Regions from separate parts of the Homo sapiens genome. Here region 1 is linked to region 2. Evidence: chromatin contacts called from ENCODE POLR2A ChIA-PET data. All regions are on one chromosome and are shown on one strand. Each heading gives the region's core, a stretch centred on a gene start or an enhancer-like site at or near the end of the contact. The rest is flanking DNA. Distances are from core to core; before and after follow the strand shown.

Region 1 (5,661 bases), core at 1,103-3,602, 1.0 Mb before region 2:
ATGAATACAGGTCCAGATGCACGAAGGATGGAGAAGAGTGGAGGAGACTGAGGGAATGAGGAGGGGACAGGGACTGTTAGAGCTGGGAGCAGGGATGGTAGCAGTAAAGGTGACGAGAGATCTGAAGGGCTCGGCAGGAATTTCTGGTGAAGAGTGTCATTATGTTACTACTTTATCCTAAATTTTACTTGCTATAAAATATCCTGCTGTGTGTGGTGACTCATGCCCATAATCCCAACACTTTGGGAAGTTGAGGCAGGAGGATCCCTTGAAATGAGCCTGGGCAACAAAGTAAGACTCCATCTCTACAAAAAATGTAAAAATTAGCCGAGTGTGATGGCTTTTGTCTGTGGTCCCAGCTACTGAGGAAGCTGAGGCAGGAGGATTGCTTGAGGACTGGGAGGTTGAGGCTGCAGTGAGCCATGATTGAGGCTAACGTGGTACTTATGCACGTGTGAACACATGTCTTTTTTTCTCTTGTAAGTTACTTAAGTGGTTAGCTGATTTTTTTTTTGAACTTCAAACACCTCAATCAATATAAAAACAAGCACAAATATTGTAAAACTACCATATTTATATTTAAACTTATTATTAATTAGCAATACTATGGGCTTTTTCATTAATTTCTTCATCTCTAAACCTTCCTAAAGTTAATAGTAATTCTCATTTTTATACCTTTCTGGGATTTTAGAAATCTCATCAAGCTGGAAAATAAAAAAGTGAGTGTCTTCTGGGACCATTCGTGTCAAATGTGATCAGGATTATTGACTGAGCATTGAGTAGGGGCCAGGAACCTGGTTGCTTCCCCCGATGTAATTTAAATCTAGGTTACTTGTTGTCTGGGTCCTTTTTTTTTTTTTTTTTTCCAAATTAACTTGTTAGTTTAATGAGGCCTTTTGAGCTCAAATTTATCATATAGATTTTAGTTTTGCCCAGGCTGGTGTTTCCCCTATGGAATAGCATTCCTTACCGACCACTTGTCATTATATCGACTTAGTAGAGAGATTGCAAACTTAAGCATTTCTTGTTGGGATCTTCTGATTAGAAGGCCACTTAGAGTTTTTTTCTTCTTCTCAGACAAGAGGTCTAGTCTAGCATCTTGGTTATTTTACGACAGATCACTGATTTTTTTTTAACCCAACTTCTTTATGTGACCACTGTGCTTATCTTCCTCCCCACCCGCCGTTCTTCTTATACTTCTTATTTTGCTCCAAAACTGTGGGTTTGCACAGAACTTCCTTTTTCCTTCCTTCATTATTGTACACACAGATAGACAAAATTTTCTATATAAGCAGACATACTTATTAGAGGAAGGAAATAACAAATGTATTGACTGTCTTCTACTTATTCAAATTCAGAAAAAAATTACTGGGCACAGTAGCTCACGCCTGTAATCCCAGCACTTTGGTAGATCACTTGAGTTCCGGAGGTCAAGACTAGCCTGGGCAACATGGTGAACTGTCCGCCTCCCCGCCCCCCATCTGTACTAAAAATACAAAAATTAGCCAGGCATGGTGGTGCGTGCCTGTAGTTCCACCTACTCAGGAGGCTGAGGCAGGAGAATCACTTGAACTGGGGAGGTGAAGTTTGCAGTGAGCCGAGTTCGGGCCACTGCACTCCAGCCTAGGTGATGGAGTGAGACTGTCTCAAAACAAAAAACAACAACAACCCAAACTGACACAAAATTAATCATATTCCTTGTCTTTAAATTTTTGCATTTCAACTTTTTTGGAATAACTTTTTTTGTTTTCAAATGTATATCCACTAAATATAATTTGTTTTCTTTTAATATCTACATTGTCACAACCTGGCTACCGGATACCATGTTAGGCTGTTTTCTTTGCCTCTTCTGCATTCTCCCCTGACATCCTTGAAAGCACTCTTGCATTCTTACCCTGTTTCCATGCTTGCAGACCCATCCTGGTTTTTATTTTCCTGTCTGATGATGTGGAATTAGCTATGTCTTAAGATCCTAGTTCCTTTCACGAGGAGTTGTTTTAGAGACTTCAAAATTTGGGTGTCTATGAGGGTTAGTGATGGACAAAAGTGTTCCTGTTGTTTTTGGGAAATGGTCATTGATTGTTTTTTTTTCCAATTTAACCAGTCATGTTGCTCTACTCTCCTTTTCAGTGAGATTTCATTGATGGCTAAGACTTTGCTCTGTGTTGGTGAACTCCAGCTCACTAAAGTGAAGTTCTAATAGGACTGGAGTTTTATAGGGAAACTGGGTAGCCTGAATTTCTTACTTAAAGGAGAATGTGAAAAGTGTTGTGGGCTAGGGAAAGAGTTTGCCAACTAGTTTATCTCTTGCTTTATGCTGTGGCAGATGGCCAGTCATGGCTTGAATTTACCCCTTTGTTTGTCCTGGCAAGCTTGTGTGTAGAGAGGCTTCTGTTGGCAGCTTGGTTGCTGTTTCAAAGTACCAAAAATTTTGAAAAACATTCTTCACAAATCCTGTGTGTGAGTTGTGGAAAAAGGAGGTAAATGTTCCAGGAAATCTCATACTCCTGAACTGGATGTCCAGTGGTTGGCTACCATGTTAGGTTTTTCCCTTCTACTGGGTTGTTCTTTCATTAAGTTGGTGTAAGTTAAACTTAAAAACTTGAACTTCAAGACTTGTAAAATGTCTTATTTTTGTTGCGCCTCATAATATGCATTTATCTTGTTGCCTCTTTTGTAATTCTGCAACATTCTCCCTAAAATAGACAAAATCTATCCTTTGTCCATTCCTGTTTTCCCCTTTTTAAATCAGTAATAAAGTCCCATTTGTTTGTAGACAGTTGTGCAGAGAAATAATAGAACCGATTGGACCTCCATTATTGCTGTATGGTGCTGTCATTTCAGGGGAAATAAGCCTGTAGCTTATAGACTGAAAACAAGCTTAGAGTTGGTGTTTGGGAGCAGTGAAGAGTACCCTTTGTAGACCGCCTTTTTCTCCGTGGTCTCATTTAGTCCACACTACAGCTCTAGGGAAGGAAGTGAGTATTAATATCCCTGTTTGACATGAAGACACTCAGGCAATTAGCAAAGTACTTAATCCAGCTATATGAGATGACTAGAAAGTGAATTCAGAAAGAAGGTCTGAACCTAGGTGTGTCTGACTCCATGGGGTGTACAGCCTGAATCGGCTCTCAGGGAATGCCCACTGCCTCCAGGGCAGTAGAGCCGTGTTCTCTGGATGAGTCCTCCACAGATGAGCTTCTGGGATGCTCACGTTGTCTGTCACCCAATGTGATTTCTTTGTATACTTTTTACAAAACTGTATCTTCTTAGCTAGTATTTAATTATATTCTCACCCTATTGTTTATGTTGCATTTCTTTTTAAGTGCACAGTTTCAATTTAAGAAAGCTGGCAAAAAACTAGTTTAACCTGATGGTTAAACAACCAGTTTAACTGTTGTTTTTAGGTTGAAAAATCAGTTCATGCTGCCATTAGTTAAAGGATACTTGAATCATGCAAAAATCTGTTGTTTACTCCAGCAACGTTCCCTTTAAATGGAAGCATCTACATTACTGGTTGCTGGTATTTCTGGAAGAGGCACGTGTTAACTGGAGTGAGGCAGTGGATCTTTGTTTTGTTACTAAGTGTAACTGCTGAAGTGTCTTCCTAGCAAAATATATGCCAAAGTTTACGGCAGGTATAACTTTTTTTTTCTAGAAATAATTACACATAATGTTAGACTTTAGGATTTCAGGTTTATTGTTTTGATGCAGAGGAGGGTACTTATAAATCTCATGGCTTTTCATTAAAATAAAACACATTATCAGCGAGTATATCTAATTAGTAAATCTCATTAATCTTATAATATTTTCCTTTTATCACGGACCTGAAAAGCAGCTTGTTGTCAGCTGTGCTCACTGGCGGGGTGCGGTGGCTCACGCCTGTAATCCCAGCACTTTGGGAGGCCAAGGTGGGAGGATCCCATAAGACCAGGAGTTCGAGACCAGCCTGGGCAACATAGTGAGACCCATCTCTTAAAAAAAAAAAACTGAGCTCACTAAAATACCCCTAACATTGACTGCATCATAGGGGAGGATGTCGTAGGCTTAACTTATATATTTTGGTCTATTACAGTTGATTAAAGTAAACTTGAGGCAACTGGCAACAAATTTATAAATAGCCAGAAAATGTAGATTCACAGTGTGGAACTTAAGTTACTTTGAAACCATTTTCTAAAAGCGAGTCCTGTTGAGGGTTAGGTATGTTGTGGAATGGTGGAATTCAAACAGATGTCTCACTGTTTGGATTAAGTCATAGAGAAGATCCAGAAAGGACTCCGGAGATTACACATGAGCAGCCTTGCTCTGGAATGGTAGGATTTGGTCCCTTCTCAGAAGGGACAGGCAGGGTGGTTGTGGAAGTGATTGACCTCTCCAGATGCTGTTCATGGTTTTCTTTTCCTGAGGAATAATGGCTGTGCTATCACTGGGGAGACGCTAGAGTCTGGAGACCTTGGTTCTCTTGTAGCTTGCTCTTTCATCTTGGGAGGGTCATTTTAGCTCTCATGAGACTGGTATGATTTTTTTCTCCCCTCTCATTCCGCTGTTGATTGTAGAGGAGCTGTAACATCGGGAGAAGTGCTAGGAGGTAAAATAAAGGCAGATACCATTATGATTGTTATTAAAGGACGAGAAAGTGGCTATTGCAGATGGCAGAGCTTGACATTTGGGGACAGATATTCATTGGGTGTTTTGTGAGCATGAGCACTTATAAAAAGAAGCAGTGATTGCTAGCAGCCAGCAAAAATAAACTAGGCTAGAGTTTAAACAATGAGCTTCTTAAGGAGGCAGAGGCCATGCCTGCATGCCACCCTACCCCATTTAAATTTTAAAAAATTATACAGAAAAGTATACTAAATGATACAGAAACACCTATATTCCTATTACTCAGATTTTTCATTTTTTAAAAAAATGGAGACAGGGTCTCTCTCTGTCACCCAGGCTGGAGTGCAATGACGTGATCTCAGCTCACTGTACCTCTGCCTCCCAGGTTCAAGTGATTCACGTGCCTCAGCCTTCCAAGCAGCTGGGACTACAGGCACCCGCCACCACACCCAGCTAATTTTGTATTTTTAGTAGAGATGGAGTTTTACCATGTTGGCCAGGATGGTCTCAAACTTCTGAGCTCAAGTGTTCTGCCTGCCTTGGCCTCCCAAAGTGCTGGGATAACAGGCATAAGCCACCGTGCCCAGCCCAGATTTTTCATATTTACTTCTAGTCTTTTTTTTTTTTTTTCATTTTTAATGAAGAAAGCATGGCAGATCTCCCTAAAGTCTCCCAGCCAGTTTCCATCTCTGCTGCCCTGCCTAGACTGAGGCAGACCACATCATGTTGTGTACTCCTGTAATGCATTTTTATATGTTGATTTATGGATGTGAATATTCACTTTTTATGTATGTATATATGTACATATATAATTTTATGTATCTAAAAAATTTACACAGATAGCAGTATGCCATGTATATTCTACAGCTTTTTTTTTTTTTTAAATTCACATCAGGCCGGGCACAGTGGCTCAATGCCTATAATCCCAGCACTTTGGGAGGCCGACGCGGGTGGATCATGAGGTCAGGAGATCGAGACCATCCTGGCCAACATGGTGAAACCCCGTCTCTACTAAAAATACAAAAATTAGCTGGGCATGGTGGTGGGCGCCTATAG
Region 2 (5,167 bases), core at 1,267-3,766:
CCCAGAAGCATTCCATGAGCCCTGCCCCCTCCCCAGCCTGGGTCAGGCACCTCCCCTAGGCTTCCAGGGTCCCCATCCTCCCACATCACAGCCCTGATGGCCTCTGTCTCTGCTCCTCAGTCCCTCACCAGGCTGAGCTCCCCGAGGCAGGGCCCACGGCTCTGTCTTGTTTTCTATGGAAGCTCCTGCTTCCTCCCCACAAATATTTGTCAAGTGTGTAAGGACAATCACAACAGCCTCTGTGCTGGGGACTGCACTACCCTTTGCGAGCATTAGCCATTTATTCTAATTCTCACCACAACTACATTTGGTGGGAACTGTTATCCCACTCCTCAGCTAAAGAAACTGAGGCTCGGAGAGGTCAATGTCACTCTCAGAACATGCAGCCTGCAAGGGGCCACCAGGATTTGAACTCAGGTCTGTCCAATGCAGCAGCCAGCACTAACCACTCCAGCAAATGTCTATTAGGAGACCCTGGAGAGCTGGGCTGGTGCGGGGTCAGGGTCAGATTCCCCAACCCAGCACACTCTCCAAGTGTCTGTTGATTGAACAATGCCCTTCCACCGCCCCTCCAGTGAGGCCCCCAACTCCGGCCTCCACTGCCTGTGTGACCTCAGCAAGCAGCGGTCCCTCTCTGGGCCTCAGGCTCTGTGACTGTAAAAGGGAGATGGGAAAAGGCGGTGTGAGTCAGGAGGATAGGGGCTGATAGAGACAATGGAACAGGGTGGGACTGTCCTGGGCCTTGTAGGCTGTTCACAGGATTCCTGTCCTGGACATGCTGGATGCCAGTAACACCCGCTGGGTCACAACCCAAACTGTCTCCAGGCACTATCAACTGTCCCAGGGAGACGGGAGGAGGTAAAATTGGCTCTGATGAGAATGGCTGCCTTAACCCTGTACCTTGGGGTGGGGCAGGGAGTGGTCAGCACGGGGTGGTCTGGGTGCTGCAGCCCCGGAGAGCATACAGGAACTGTGGAGTCCAGAGCCCGAGGCCACCCAGAGCTAGTGAGGATAATGAGGGTTTTAGTGAGACCTTTCTGCAGCACCTGTATGTGCCGGGCAGTGTGGATACAGTCACTCTCTTTATCCTCCCGAGAGCCCTGGGAGGGAAGCACAGAGAGATGCGGTGACTGGTCCAGTCACACAGCTGGTGAGTGGCAGAGCCAGAATGTGAAGCCAGGCCCCCAGGCTCCAGAGTGTGCACATCAACACCACCCCCGCAACACTGCCAGGGCAGTGGGGCTGAGGATGGAGGGCAGGTGTGAAGAGGAAAAGGAAGCTCTGGATTCAGCAGGAGGCAGCTTCACAGGTGGCACCTTAGGAGTCCCTGACCCTGATCTCTCAGCAAGGCATTATTAAACACCTCCTGTCTGCCTACTGTTCCAACCAAGACGAGAGTAATGAATCATCTCGAGCTGCTCACCTCATGAACTCCTGTTCCTTCCTGTCGGGGATGCTTCCTACCTGGGACACATTTCCCAGCCTCTCGCCAACAGTCAGGAACCAGGCGCCTGCCAGGTGCCCATATCTGCATGTGCATTTAACAGATGCACAAACTGAGGTCAGAGAGGCCAAGCAACTTGCCGAGAACACACAGCAGTTGAGGAGAACTCGGTGTTTTGCTCTTTCTCTCTCCAGGTCTTCCTCTAACCTGAGCTCGCCTACAAGTGGCTCAAGCCTGCCCTGGACTCCTCACAGGAATCACAGCATTCTGCTGATGGAGCTCACGGCCCTGGTGAGCAGCCCCCTCATCTTCACAGAGTGCACATGCGCTTTCTCTGGAGGTTTCTCTGCCTCCGAGAGCCAAGGATGCAGCCAAACAGGGCCCAGCAGGAGCCCAGGGACTGAGCAGGCCTCACCGTGTCCCCTGAACAGCCCCGCTCGGCCAAGCCTCTGGAGGGGGAGCTGCTTCCCTCAGCGTGGCCACAAGCCCCGTCTGCCTCCATCTCCAGCCAGTCACCACCCAGCCCAGTCCTCCAGCTCTCCTGGTCCTCCCAGCAACCTCCTGACTCCCAGTTAATATTCTGTCTTCCTCCTCCAGACACAGCCCACCATGGAGACGGTGGCCAGGTGCCACTCCACCCAGGCACCACTTACCTGGGGACGTACAGGTGGATGTCCAGGCAAACAGGCCACTTGCGGGGTCTCTGGTCCCAATGCCAATGGAGAGCCGGTTCTGGGTGAGGAATCGGGGCTTACAAAGCCGGTTTGGATTTCCCTGCAGCCCAAGCCCCCAGCCTGAGAGGGAGGCCCTGCCGCTCACACTCTCCGCACACACCCCGGGGGAGGATGTCACACCCCGCCAGGGTTTCTCACTCATGGATGGGGGGGGTTCATCCTCTGCCAGGTCTCCCAGAGCCCCCTGGGGTGGCCCTGGTGGCAGGACACAGGCAGAAGGCCCGAGGACAGCCGCTTACCTGAATGCCCCAGCAGCAGCTCTGAGGCCCACGGTGGGCCAGGCCTGCCCGGAAGGCCTGGTGTCTGCTGAGCTCCGGCAAGCAGGCTTGTCTGAAACTAACCTATTTCCTGGATGCGAAGACAGGAAAGGGGGCTGTGTTTGATGTTTACATCAAAGTCACAAAGTGCTGTGCTCAAGGAAAATCACAGGCCACGTGCTCCAGGGAGGCAGAGGGCATTTCCGGGGCCCAGCACTGCCTGCCCAGCTGCAGGATGGGACTGAGAGATGGGAATGAGGCTAAGCAAAGGCAGGGTTTCAGGAAGGACGACTCCAGCAGCAGGAACCGTCAGAAGGGAGGAAGCCTGCATACCTGGAACCGGAGGGTAGGCAGCAGTGGTGGGAAGGAGGGGAGTCCCAGGGCTCATGGAAACTGGAATGCCCCCATTTTCCCCTCAAAGGGGCGTCGCCCTGGGGCCTGCACCAGCTAGACAACCCAGAGGAGTGATTTGTTTATTCCACAGGCAGGTTAGAGCTGGAGGGAGGAGAAACCCACTGAGTCAGCCCATACCCCGAAGGTGAGAACCCCTTCTGTGCCAGGCATCTGGATGGCAAGGACAGCCTGCCCTTGCTCTCCAGTGGCTCGCAGGCTTGTTGGGGGCAGCTGAGTCCACAGGGAGCCAGGGCTGGGAGGCCGGAAGCCTGGGCACTGTGTGTCCCCAGAGTATCCCCAAGCCAGCCTGGAGGATGTCAGGGATGCGTTCCAGGAGGAGTCAGCCACCCAACCGAGACACAGAGCCAGGGCATCCCCAGTGCTAGCCCGGCCCACCTGGGACCTTTCCCACGAAGCTGAACCTGGCTGAGTGCCATCCCGCTGTGGCCACCACCTCCTCCTCCTCTTCCTCTCCTCCCTTCCCTCACCCTGTGCACCCCCTACCCTTGGGCCTGGGGCCACACCTCATGCACTCTCTCAGAGAGGGGCCTGCAGAGCCACTCCCTCGGCTCCATCTCCCCTCTAGTGCCCCAAGGCCTCTGGGAGCCCCTTGCCCACCACCTCCTTGCTTTCTTGGGCACTAAGGGAGTCGTCACAGCTCTCCTGTCTGTGGGGCCTCAGAGACCTGTGTGGAACTGCCCTGGGCCCACTGTGGAGACTCCTAAAGCTTTTCTTCTTGGGGTCCTGCTGCCCTTGTTAAGTGGGCTTGTGATACCCTACCTTGTTTTAACCTGAATTGACTCTCCCTTAGCTAAGAGAGCCAGACAGACTCCATCTTGGCTCTTTCATTTGCAGCCCCTTACCCACCCCGCTTCCTCAAGGACTTAATTTGTGCAAGCTGACTCCCAGCACATCCAAGAATGCAATTAACTGATAAGATACTGTGGCAAGCTATATCCGCAGTTCCCAGGAATTCGCCCGGTTAATAGCACCCAGAGCCCCGGCGTTTGTGTCCGGTTGATAACGCCCAAAGCCCCGTGTCTATCACCTTGTGATAGATTTTAAGCCCCTGCACCTGGAACTGTTTGCTTTCCCGTAACCATTTATCCTTTTAACTTTTTGCCTGCTTTACTTCTGTAAGATTGTTTTAGACCCCCACCTGTCCTTTCTAAACCAAAGTATAAAAGAAAATCAAGCCCCTTCTTTGGGGCTGAGAGAATTTTGAGCACTAGCTGTCTCTCAGTCGCCAGCTAATAAAGGACCCCTGAATTCGTCTCAAAGTGCGGCGTTTCTCTGTAACTCGCTCGGTTACAACAGGCTCAGCTCCCCAGTCTGCCTGAGGATCCCCTCACACCCTACCCCGAAGCCTCCTTGGGGACCTCCTTTCTGGCCCTCTACTATCCTCTGGCCGCCTGAATCCCCTTTAGAAAATCTGAGTTCCGGCTCTAGGCTACTTTTCTCCTTCATACAGCCCCCTCCAAAATGGTGTTTGCTAGCAGCCTCCCTTTTCCCCAGCGGCATCTTGAAACTCCAGGTGCAGCAAGCATCCCTTCACATCCATGCTGGACGCTCATTTCTTGGAGTATTGAGAGAAAAAGACACCGGCACCCTGAAGAGAGGAGAAATTACAGCATCAAATCACATTCATACTACAATAATGAGAGTCGCACTGATTATGTGCCAGACATTGCTGTACGCACATCACAATTAATAAGCCATTCAACCTATTTTCCAGATAAGGTAAGTAAAGCCCAGAGAGGTTAAGAGATGCCAAGTGGCCAGGTGGGATTGCAGCCCAGGCAGCCTGACCCCACCCACGTGCTGCTGGACATAAAAGAAGAAAACTTTGGTTGTAAAATATCTCCCCGAAGGAGGCCAGCGCCCCAGGGAGCTGGAAGCTGAGCCAGCTATGGGACAGGGTGCCTCTGTGTGGGTGGGGGGCTTCCAGTTTCCAGGGTCTTCAGGTCCTGAGAAGGGGATTCCCAGCCTCTGCAAGGCACTGGCCCTACAACCCTTGAGCCCCCCACTTCCTGTCCCAGAGGCTGGTCTGGAAACTACAAAGCCCAGTGCTCAGACAGCTCTGAGATTGGGCTACAGATAATCCGAGATTGGCATGCAGATAAGGTCCTCTGTTCTGCCAGAGTGGAAGGAGGTGGATGCATCTTTTGAATGTTTACAGTAAAGGGCAAACGGATGGAAATGTGGGCTAGGAAAGTTGCGGTGCCTTTGCCTCATCGGGTTGGGGTAAACATTCACTCTACTCATGCCAAGAGCCTCGAAGAAATTCATCAGTCACCCCCATATCCTCAGGTCTTTGCCCACACCTCTTCACCTGCCTA

The links. ChIA-PET counts read pairs that join two places held with the same protein, here RNA polymerase II (POLR2A).
Region 1: POLR2A ChIA-PET joins it to region 2 with 19 read pairs in PC-9. The contact joins the enhancer-like site here to the promoter of ZAP70 in region 2. POLR2A ChIA-PET finds 5 or more read pairs at or near these places in 2 of 52 experiments (PC-9 and activated T-cell).

What each region holds. Positions count from the first base shown.
Region 1 is chr2:98,706,467-98,712,127 of GRCh38, reverse strand. The region is part of intron 2 of MGAT4A (alpha-1,3-mannosyl-glycoprotein 4-beta-N-acetylglucosaminyltransferase A); the gene reads left to right. It overlaps LOC124906050 (a long non-coding RNA gene), which reads right to left. Exons shown (of 3, transcript XR_007087149.1): 3 at 4,311-4,581. Among named protein-coding and RNA genes, the nearest start is that of MGAT4A, 22 kb to the left of the region's middle. Within about 2 kb of position 2,352, at least 5 of the 41 ENCODE cell types and tissues checked have a DNase peak (open chromatin) inside an H3K27ac peak, as active enhancers do.
Region 2 is chr2:97,710,925-97,716,091 of GRCh38, reverse strand. ZAP70 (zeta chain of T cell receptor associated protein kinase 70) reads right to left here and starts at 2,516. Exons shown (of 14, transcript NM_001079.4): 1 at 2,418-2,516; 2 at 2,098-2,176. RefSeq lists enhancers at 1-503, 1,735-2,708 and a silencer at 4,682-4,871.